Regions from separate parts of the Homo sapiens genome. Here region 1 is linked to region 2. Evidence: chromatin loops called from intact Hi-C (ENCODE). Cell type or tissue: CD14-positive monocyte. All regions are shown on one strand. Region 1 overlaps DSE (dermatan sulfate epimerase). Region 2 overlaps DSE (dermatan sulfate epimerase).

Region 1 (5,000 bases), 56 kb after region 2:
TGCAGCACTTGAGCCCAGGAGTTGGAGACCAGCCTGGGCAACATGGTGAAACCCTGTCTCTACAAAAAAATACAAAAATTATTTGGGTGTTGTGGCATGTACCTGGGGTCCCAGCTACTTGGGAGGCTGAGGTGGGAGGATCGCTTGAAGCTGGGTGGCAGAAGTTGCAGTGAGCCAAGATCACCCCACTGCACTCCAGTCTGGGTGACAGTCTCAAAAAAAAAATAATAAAATAAAATAAAATCCTGGAACTATGTTAGGCATTGAAAATACAAAGTGGGCAAGAAAATCTATACCTTCCCTAAATAACTATAAACAAAAATATAAGAAAATGATGTCTCTGAGGTTTTTTTTTTTAAAAAACTGTAGTACTGTATTACTCTGCCTGAAAATAAAGATGAATAGTCAGTCTCCCTTAGTCCAAAACAATTTATTTAACCTATTGAACTTGGCCACTAAAGAAAATTTGCAATATATTTTTAAAAACTTTCTCTAAAGAGTAAAAGATTTTCTGTAATGGTCTGAAGGACAAGCTATGGCTCTCTCAGCAATAGCTTTAACCATGAAAACACTTTTGTAGCATTACTGACTAAAAAATAAAGTATAGAAAAGAGGATGAATAAAAATAATGAAGCCAACAGCTAAATCTCAACCCTATACAGTTTCAAATAACAGTTAAACTAAACCACAAAATGCTCCTGAAAACCAAAGTAAAATTTTTCTTCCTGCAATACATTCCTGAAGGCAGACTGGTGAGATGGTTAAGAGGGCTGGCATGGGGTCACAGTTGTTTGTCACTGTATGACTTTGGACAAGCTATCTAAACCTATTTCTTCATTTAAAATAAAATGCTATTTGTCTCACTGACTGGTTGGGAGATTAAATGAGGTAGCACCTTTAAAGCCCTCACTTCATAGTAAGTGTTTAAAAAAAAAAAAGCTAGTTATCATTCACCTCAAAACACTATCAGTGTTTGAGGGTGCAAGCTGGAGCCACACTTCCTGGGTTTGAATCCTAGCATCATCACATCCTTACCTACGTTCCTGTTTCCTCCTCTGTAAAATGGATCAAATAATAGTACCTCCCTCATAGGGTTTCTGTGAAGCTTAAATTAGCTGATATACTTAAAGCATTAAAATGGTGCCTAGGATTTAGAAAGTGCTCAATAAATACTAGCAGCCATCATCATCTTCTCAATGAGAACATCGAGGTCAGTCCAACTGAGGGGAAGTGCACCATGACCCCAGGAGGAAACGCTCACAAAACTATCACTCAGAGAATGCTATTTTTAAAATATGTACAATGCATTGTTTATTCTCAACCTTGCAGTCTCTTCAGGAGACTAAAAATATCAAATATTTTGAGAAATATAGAATATTTGATGCCAAAAGTTTTCTTCTTCTTCCTGCTCAACTGCACATTTATAACTTTCAGCTAAATATTCCAAGTAACCAAACAGATCTGAGGAAAAAAGCAATTACCAATCTACTTCTTCATCAACCAAAGTCTATATACAGATAAAGCTAACTGATTCACCATACTAATAAAAACATGCTTACACAGTCACAAAAAATCCTAAATGCAGAAATATAAGTCCTGATGAAATGCAACAGATGAAAAAAATTACTTATAAACTTAAATATAATTTTTTAAAATTTTGATGTTTAATCAAAATACATTTTCCACTTTCCACAAATGCCAATGTATATTATCTTTCAACTGGCAATGTAACTCCTTGAATCTGTAAATTAAATATCTTTAATTCTGTATCACCAATTCTCCCCCTTTGATGTTTACATATGTGACTTCTTTTCTTACCAGTTGTGATAGTTTTGTGTCAACTTGACAGAATCACAGGGTACACAAGTATTTGGTCAAACATCATTTCTGGATGTGTCTATGAGGGTGTTTCCAGAAGAGACTAAACTGAGTAAAGCAGACTGTCCTCCCAATGTGGGTGGGCCCAAACAGAACAAAAAGAGAGGGAAGATTTTCTCTCGGCCTAACTGCTTGGGCTGGAACATTGGTCTTCTCCTGTCCTTTGCCTGGGATTTACACCAACAGTGGTCCTAGTTCTCAGGCCTTTATATTCAGGCTGGACCTATTCCACCTGTTTTCCTGGGTCTCCAGAGTGCAAATGGCAGATTGTGGGACCTCTCAGCCTCCAAATTACAAAAGCCCATTCCCATAATGGCCAATTCCCATAATCTAGCCAATTCTAGATATAGATAGATAAACAGATGTAGGTGTAGACATGGATCTACTGGTTCTGTTTCTCTGGAGAACCCTAATATACTAATTAAAGCTGCTCAGGCCAAGCCCTTTTTCAAATTCCCATTAGAAAAACCCAGTATCCCTTTCCTAGTACTCACTCTCCAGAATCTCCCCACCTAGGATAATACACCACACTCTTCCTCTTCCCTGACACTTTGGGAAATTAGTTTCTGGGATACCGTATTCTCCTGCTTCTCTTAATACCTCTGTGGAAAATCCTTCTTATGCTTTTTTCCCAGAAAATTTTTACTGCTTTTACTGTGCAAAGAACGTGTATTTCATTATCATATTTAATCCCCAAAATTATTTTATGGGTAATTTTGTTGGAAATAGATGAGGAAAGTGAGATTTAGAATGGTGAAATAACCTACCCAGCATTATTCAGTGAGTGGTCAGGTTTATTTTTGACTTCAGGTGTGTCTGAGTCACAGTCAAGATTTTAGCCATTATGCCTCACTTCCTTTCTCCCTGCAAGCTGCCTGCAGTGTCTCAATCCTGGGACTTCCCACAAGAATATGGCTGCATGGCTGCACGTGGTCATTTGCTCACTCCCACCTCCTTCCTCATAACCTGCCGTCTAAGGTGCTCATTTATACACCTAAAACTAAATTCTTCCAATCAGAACTTTCTTAACTTCTTCACTACATTTTCTCAAACCAATTATTTGGAAATCATCTTCATTTCTTCCCTATCCTTTTTCTTTCATTCCAATTTTCTCACCAAAGTCATGCTTTTTTTTCCTAAGTACTGTTTCATTACTCTGCAGTTTTTCAACAGATTCCTGAGACTATTCCAGAATTCAACATCAACCTCCAGGGTAACTTTCCTCCTTTTGACCTTTTTCCTGAACCCAATAAATATCACATATACTTGTGGGTTAGTTTCTCTGTTCCTCTAGCCCTTTGTCTGCAAACTCCTATGGGTGAGTCATGACACTGATTACAGATTTTCAGGGGAAGCGCCCCACAAAAAAAGTACTACTAACCTCACTTATGCAATCTAATCTGGTTCACTCATTTATGAATTTAGCTAAACCGTTCTTGACATTATGTGTATTTTTGGTATGTCCTTATATCATATCTTCTAGGATAAGATACTATAAGTTTACTCTCTAATAGTAATAATGCCTCTAAGAAGCACTAATACAATGTTCAAGGATCTACTATGTTAAATGGGAAAGGGTTATATTAGCAGACCTGAATTGCTCAAACCATACACATTCCCAAGAGAAGTCTTCAGGACTGGCCCTTTACCAGCTCATGAGAGACGAGCCCTTGGAATATTCTGCCTGATAAAGAGGTTTTTATACACTCGAGGCCTTGGGTTACATGGCAGTAACACTTTAGTTAACTAGATGACTCATGATAAACTCCTATCTTTGCTCTGGAGAGGCTGGAGTCTGAGTAGCTGAAGTCAGTCACATCTAACTACAATAAAAGCCCAGGACACCAAGGCTCAGGTGAGCTTCCCTGGCTAGCAACGCTTTGCATGTATTGGCACACATTGTTGTTTTGAGTACAACTTCAGTAGGAGTGGACACCTAGAAGCTTATGCCTGTTTTCTCCTGGGCTTTGCCCCATGTGCCTTTGCCCTTTGCTAAGTTTAATCTGTATCCTTTGGCTGTGTTAAATAAAGCATAACCAGATGATAACAAATGTTGTAAGTCCTTCTAGTGAATTGCCAAGGCTGATGGTGGTCTTGGGGACTGCTTCCCCATCCATATGCCCTTTATCTTCTTTTTAGTTAAATCATCTAAGTTCCTGTTAGAATTATGAGTAGCTTGCCATAATACTTTGTCCCATTATAAAAGAAAATGTGATACTTTCACCACATCTTTCTCTTTAGTCAACTTTTGCTATTTTTCTCTGACTTACACCCAGAAAAATGACTAAGAATGTTGCTGTTGAAGCAAAGGACAAAGCAGAATACACTGGACTGACACATTTTTTAAAAGGCTTTGGGAATATTCCAAAAATGAAACATACAGATGGTAAGCAAAGGGCTAAAAGGAAGTTCATTGGAAAGTAATTTATGGGCATTAAACCTGTAACTGCAGTACATCTGATTGAAATAAAAATTGTATATATTGGATGAGTATATATGGAGTGGTGCTTTTATTACTACACATGAAGTTCTTTTACATTCTTTACTTATATACAAGCATTCCTCATTTTTCCAGACTTCAAGTACTCATCAGTGATAAAATTTACTTTTTTTTTTTTTTTGCTGTCTTTAACATTTCCAAACATTTTTATATGTACTTATTTTGATTCTCACTTTTATCACACAGATGAAAACCTTTGAGTTCTTTGGCATTAAAATCCCAGCATACTTTTCAAATGTCCTCCTGTGAATCATAATCAACTCAGAATACCACAGACTTGGTTTGTAAAACAATGATACATAGATGTAGTTAACCCAAAGACGTAGGCACTGCCTTCTTAGACTTCCCCAACTCAGTTACTGGCAACTAATCCTGCCAGTAATTGGACTCAACCCCACCCCCTCCTTTTCTCCCTTCCCTATTTCACTCTCCATATCCAAACTATCAGCATATTCTGTTGGCTCTACTCCAAATCCGTCCAGAATCCAGCCACTTTTACCACCACCATACAGCCATACCATGTCTTGCCTGCGACAGCCTCCAAATTTGTCTACCTGCCTTCACTCTTACCTCCCTAAGATCATTCTCCACATAGAAGCCAGAGTGATCCTGTTCAATCCTA
Region 2 (5,000 bases):
TTTTAGAAGAGACAGGGTTTCACCATGTTGCCCAGGCTGGTCTTGAATTCCTGGGCTTAAGCTATCCGCCACCTCAGCCCCACAAAGTATGGGATTACAGGTGTGAGGTACATCACCTGGCCCAGTAGTCTATCTTTAACAAAGATAATCTACTTTGACAATTTTTTTGCTTGTTCACTTAAGTTTCATGAGATTAAAGGCAAACAATTATGGTGAAAGTTTAATAGTTTTGATGTAACTATGCTTATAACTCAGTATTTTTAATGATTATAATGTAGCATTTTGAGCACTCTAAATAATTAAAATTCAAGTTTAGACATTGTTTTATTTTGAGTTTTATGCTCTAATCCATAATTACTGTTGGCTGTATGTCTCTGGTCACAGTTCTTAGCCTCTCTGAACCTAGCTTCCTAATTTATAAGATGGGGCTGTAGCTATTATTTTCCTTACAGTATGCAGATGCGTACAAATTTCTTCAAACTTTGCTAGGCTTCAGTAAGACTGCTATTATCATTGCTATCTAGTAAGCTTTAGCATAATAATGGCGTAAACTTGGACTAGGCAATGTTTTTATGAATTTTAGCACATTTTATAAAATAAGCCTGCATGTGGGCTCATTGCATACCATTTAAGAAACAAAACTTCTTTTACAGAATTATATTCTTTCATTCCCTACTTCTTCCTCTGACATCCAAATAATTTTTTTAATTAAAAATGACCTATCTTCAGTAGTGAATTCACGAAGGTCCTCTCATCATCCATAAGACTCTTAAAACATGCACTAGGCAACAGGTGCCATGGTTGACTCTCCACGTGTGCAGGTGTCGCAGAAAAGCCAGCTGAATAACCAACCCTCCCAACCACACTGCTTGCCCACACCCTTGACACCCACACCACATTGTCCTATGTTCTCTAGGAAGTCTGCTTTGCTGGCATGGCTATGCTTTCTCGATTGCACAGTGTCATGAACTCACAAGGCATTCTTATGGGCAATGGCTGAAGTTTAGCAACAGTCTGCTGATTACTGGTGGTTTACAACATCTCACACAAATGGTGTGTTATTTTAAGTTGTGCTTTGGAATCTGGGCTCTCGATCCCACTTGGGACCACCCTGTGTTTAGCAATCATATAAGCAGCTGCTTGCTTACCTTGTTAACATCTGTCTTTCACATGTACCCTGTCCTGGAGATTGAATTTTAGGCCTCCACATAGCTCAGAGGTGACAGTGTTGAAACAGCTCTAGGATCTAGCTGGAGCATCTCTCAGGGCCACAGTTCACAGCTAACTGAGAGGTTAGTGATGTTAGCTCATTATAAGAACTATGTTCTATCTTATCTCATTCAGGCTGCTATAACAAAAACACCATAGACTAGGTGGCTTACAAACAACAGAAATTTATTTACCACAGTTCTGGGGACAGGGAAATCCAAGATCAAAGCACAACAGATGTGGTATCTGGTGAGGACTCACTTCCTGGTTTACAGATGGCCATCTTTTCACTGTAGCCTCACATGTTGGAAGGGACAAGGGACCTCTCTGGGGTATCTTTTATAAGGATACTACTCCCATTCACGAGGGCTCCACCTTCATAACCTAATCACTTTCCAAAGGCCCCACATCCTAATACTATCACATTAAGGATTAGGTTTCAACATATTAATTTTGAGAGGAGGCAAACATTCAGTCTGCAGCAAGCTCAATGTTAAGGTCTTCTGGGACCACAGTCTTCTGTACTCCATTCAGTCATTAATCCACCAATTTATTTATTCATTCAGGCAGTCAGTCAATTCATCAAGCATTTTTTGAATACCAAATTTTTCTGAATGCATTTTTTGAATGCCAGGCACTGTGTAAGAACCATGTATATACAACGAGCAAGAGACACAATCCCTGCCCTAAAGGATTGTAGTCCAGTGACTTTGTGTCTTCTAAGAGTGAGCCACCTAAGGGCAGTGTTCAGTAATAGCAATCAGTTTTCAGTTGTTATTGCAATTGATATTTCAACTGTGATAAAAAATTCTGTGAATTAATCTTTCAAAAGAATCACGTCTCCCTTTCATCAGTCCTTTTTGTATCAAAAAATACGGAGGTTTGAATATATAGAGTGCTCTAAGAATTCTCTTCAGAACTCTACTAAATGACCTGGATCCATTCTTTTGTCAGTAAAACAAATACCTTCAAGAGAGGAGTAAAGGAGTTTAGAAATCAAGATTATCAAGGAGACAATAAACAGAAATTCCTTTTATTTTACTGGAGGTCTCTGATCCTGGACAAAAATGGTAAACAGCAGAGACTGAAAAGTACAAAGTAAGGAAAACTGACAAGATGTTTGCTTTACACAGAAAGGTACTTCTAGTGTCCTGTTATTACCATTTCTTTGGAAGAAAAAGGAAGTGCCTAGACCATTGAAAACGTTTTTTTGTTCAGAAAAGAATTCCTAAATAAATACTAAACACACTTCTCATTATTTAATTTGGAATGTGCTGGGCTGACTGAATGTTTTTAGAAGCTCTTTTCTTAAGAAATTCTACTGAAATCATAGGGACATTCTTTGATAAAGACTTCCCCATAACAAATTTCTAGAGATATGCAGAAGGAGCAGCACTTTTACTTTTCTGATTTAGAAAGTACTCCAACTGCCTGCATTAATCACAATGCTTATATAATTGAAACTATTTCTTTTTTAAATTAAATGGAGTGAGGAAAAGAGACCCTCCTGCCCTGGAGCCTGGTCTACTTTTCCAGTCTAATTTTCTATCACCCGCCACTACATACACACCCTGTACTCCAGTTATACCATTCTATGTGAAGTCCCTGAACAAGGCAAGCTGAAAACACAAATGGCAGAAATATTTGAACAATTTCCTGGGCTTATTAAGGGATAGCCAGGGTGACGGCAGCAGAGCCATGGCAGGCAACCATGCTCTTCTTATATTAAATAAGACTCAGACATATATACCATTAGGGATCCTTGACTCATTATCTTTCTGATCAATACTTCCACAAAATATTCATTCCTTTGGCCACACATTTTGCCTGTGGGCTAGGAGTTAAACATTCCCTCTCCAGACTTATTCAAGGAGCTAATTGTCTTCTACCCAGACTATGGAAATGGTCTCCTAACCTCTTCCCCATTGGGTCCACTCTCTACACTGAAGCTAAAATTGCCTTTCTAAAATGCAAATCTGATTATTTAAAAAGAAAATTCTTTAATGGCTTGCCATTGCTTGCAGCGATTTCTAAGCAGAGGGTACCCCCTCCCTGCCCCACCTCACCCCAGGGAGTAAACATATGGAATATGGGGGGCATATCAGAGCCATCTCAGGGATTTTTCAAAGTTTCACATACACACAGGTATATGTGGCATCATCAACACCCCTCACCCATGTCCCTTTTGCTCCCATACACATTTCCTATCCCATGAAAATCGCTGCCATGCTTGTTGAGTGATGGGTGTTATGTTGTAGCCCTCAGTTATGCTGAGGCATAAAAATGGTTGAGCAGCCTCATGGCAGAATAAAGTCCAGATTCCTTAGCATGTCCTACAAAGTCCTGCACAATAGCCTCCCTGCTTGCCTTTTCAGTTTCATCTTCACCCATTCTCCATCACACACCCTGTGGGCCAACACCACCAGTCTGGAGAATTCCTGAACCAGGTTTGCTTTTTCGTACTTTTTTCTTTATTCTATTCCATTTACCCAGAATGCACTTCTCCTCTCACACAGCTAGTAAATTTCTGTTTAACCTTTAAGAAGGCACCAACAATTACATCTTCAGCCACAGCCTGCCCCTGGATTCCAGGCTGGTACATCTCCACTTGGATTTTTAGAAAGTATCTTAAACTTAACATGGCTAAAACAACCTCCTGGACCCGCTTCCTACTACTTATTCCTCCTGCAGTCAGCCACATCTCAGTTCATTGCAACTGACTCCCCAACTCATAATCCAAGTCTTTGCTGCAGTCTGTGAGAGCATGTATGATCTGATCCTATTCCTATCACCCTCCCCTCCCCCACTCTGCTCTAGCCACACTGGCCTCCTAGTCCTAAATACACCAAACACATACTGAGCTCAGGGCCTTCGAACTGCTGTTCTATCTGGAATGCTCCTCTCTCTTAGATGTCCCTGTGATTCATTCCCTTATTTCTTTCAAGTGTCTGATCATAAGTAATCACATCAGAAACCACTGTTTATGGGACAGTACCAATTCACCATCACCTTACATCCCCTCCCCTTGCTTTATTCTCCACAGTACTTACCACTACTTGACATCCTGCACTATTACTGTTATTATTTGCTCCCACTAGAACATAAACTATACAAGGGCCAGCTTTTATTATTCCTATTCTCTACCATATCTTCAGTTCCTAAAACAATACTTGGCATATAGTAGATGCTCTGTAAACATGTTATTGTCATTCGTTATTTGTTAACTCAACTGAAAAGTGCTGTGGGACTTCCATTTAAACATACTGCACTCAATATATAAATTTCCTTCAGTTCCTTCCTAAAACCCCATTAAATTAACAGCAAATAGATTTTCAAAATGACACAGAGAATGGAAGTGGAGACATCAATAAAGCCTAACCTGATCACCACATTTAAAATTATGGCCTCCTCTTCCCAGTCTCCTTACCCTGACTTTTCCTTCCATAGCACCTATTATCTTCCAATAAGTATAAAGAATGGGTAAGAGAGCTAAAGCTTCATTAGTAGGCAGTTTTAGACCTTATTGTAAACAAGTACACAATATATGTAACAGCCAAAAGAATTAGAAATTGGTTACTTCTGGGAAGTACAAACTAAGAATGAGAGGGGAAGGGACAGATAATTTATTGTTTTGTTTTTTAAATAAGGCTTCTAGTACTATACTTTTTCAATCATGTATGTTCATAATTTATGCCAAATAAAACTTCAATTAAAAAAATCCCAAAACCAAGAGGGAAACTGTATATGCAAGAAGAAAAGTCATAATGCAACTTTGTCTATTTTTATTCTTC

Evidence for each region. Hi-C counts contacts between places; a loop is a spot of excess contacts. Peaks named below come from ENCODE experiments on the same cell type or tissue, not always from the same donor. Only the 100,000 strongest peaks of a DNase experiment are listed, where the experiment ranks them.
Region 1: a loop joins it to region 2, with 4 times the contacts of the local background. A loop is called at or near these places in 9 of 110 quality-filtered maps.

Annotation. Positions count from the first base shown.
Region 1 is chr6:116,385,313-116,390,312 of GRCh38, reverse strand. The region is part of intron 1 of DSE (dermatan sulfate epimerase); the gene reads right to left. Among named protein-coding and RNA genes, the nearest start is that of DSE, 17 kb to the right of the region's middle. RefSeq lists enhancers at 930-1,029, 1,060-1,109 and silencers at 3,632-3,701, 3,593-3,887. In CD14-positive monocyte, no CTCF peak of the experiment used is centred here; DNase peaks (open chromatin) are centred at 2,762, 3,212, 3,642 and 4,712; H3K4me3 peaks cover 1,068 bases; H3K27ac peaks cover 4,120 bases.
Region 2 is chr6:116,441,236-116,446,235 of GRCh38, reverse strand. It overlaps DSE (dermatan sulfate epimerase), which reads right to left. Exons shown (of 6, transcript NM_013352.4): 6 at 1,375-5,000. Among named protein-coding and RNA genes, the nearest start is that of CALHM6, 18 kb to the left of the region's middle. In CD14-positive monocyte, CTCF peaks have their summits at 1,801 and 2,003; a DNase peak (open chromatin) is centred at 1,915; H3K27ac peaks cover 542 bases.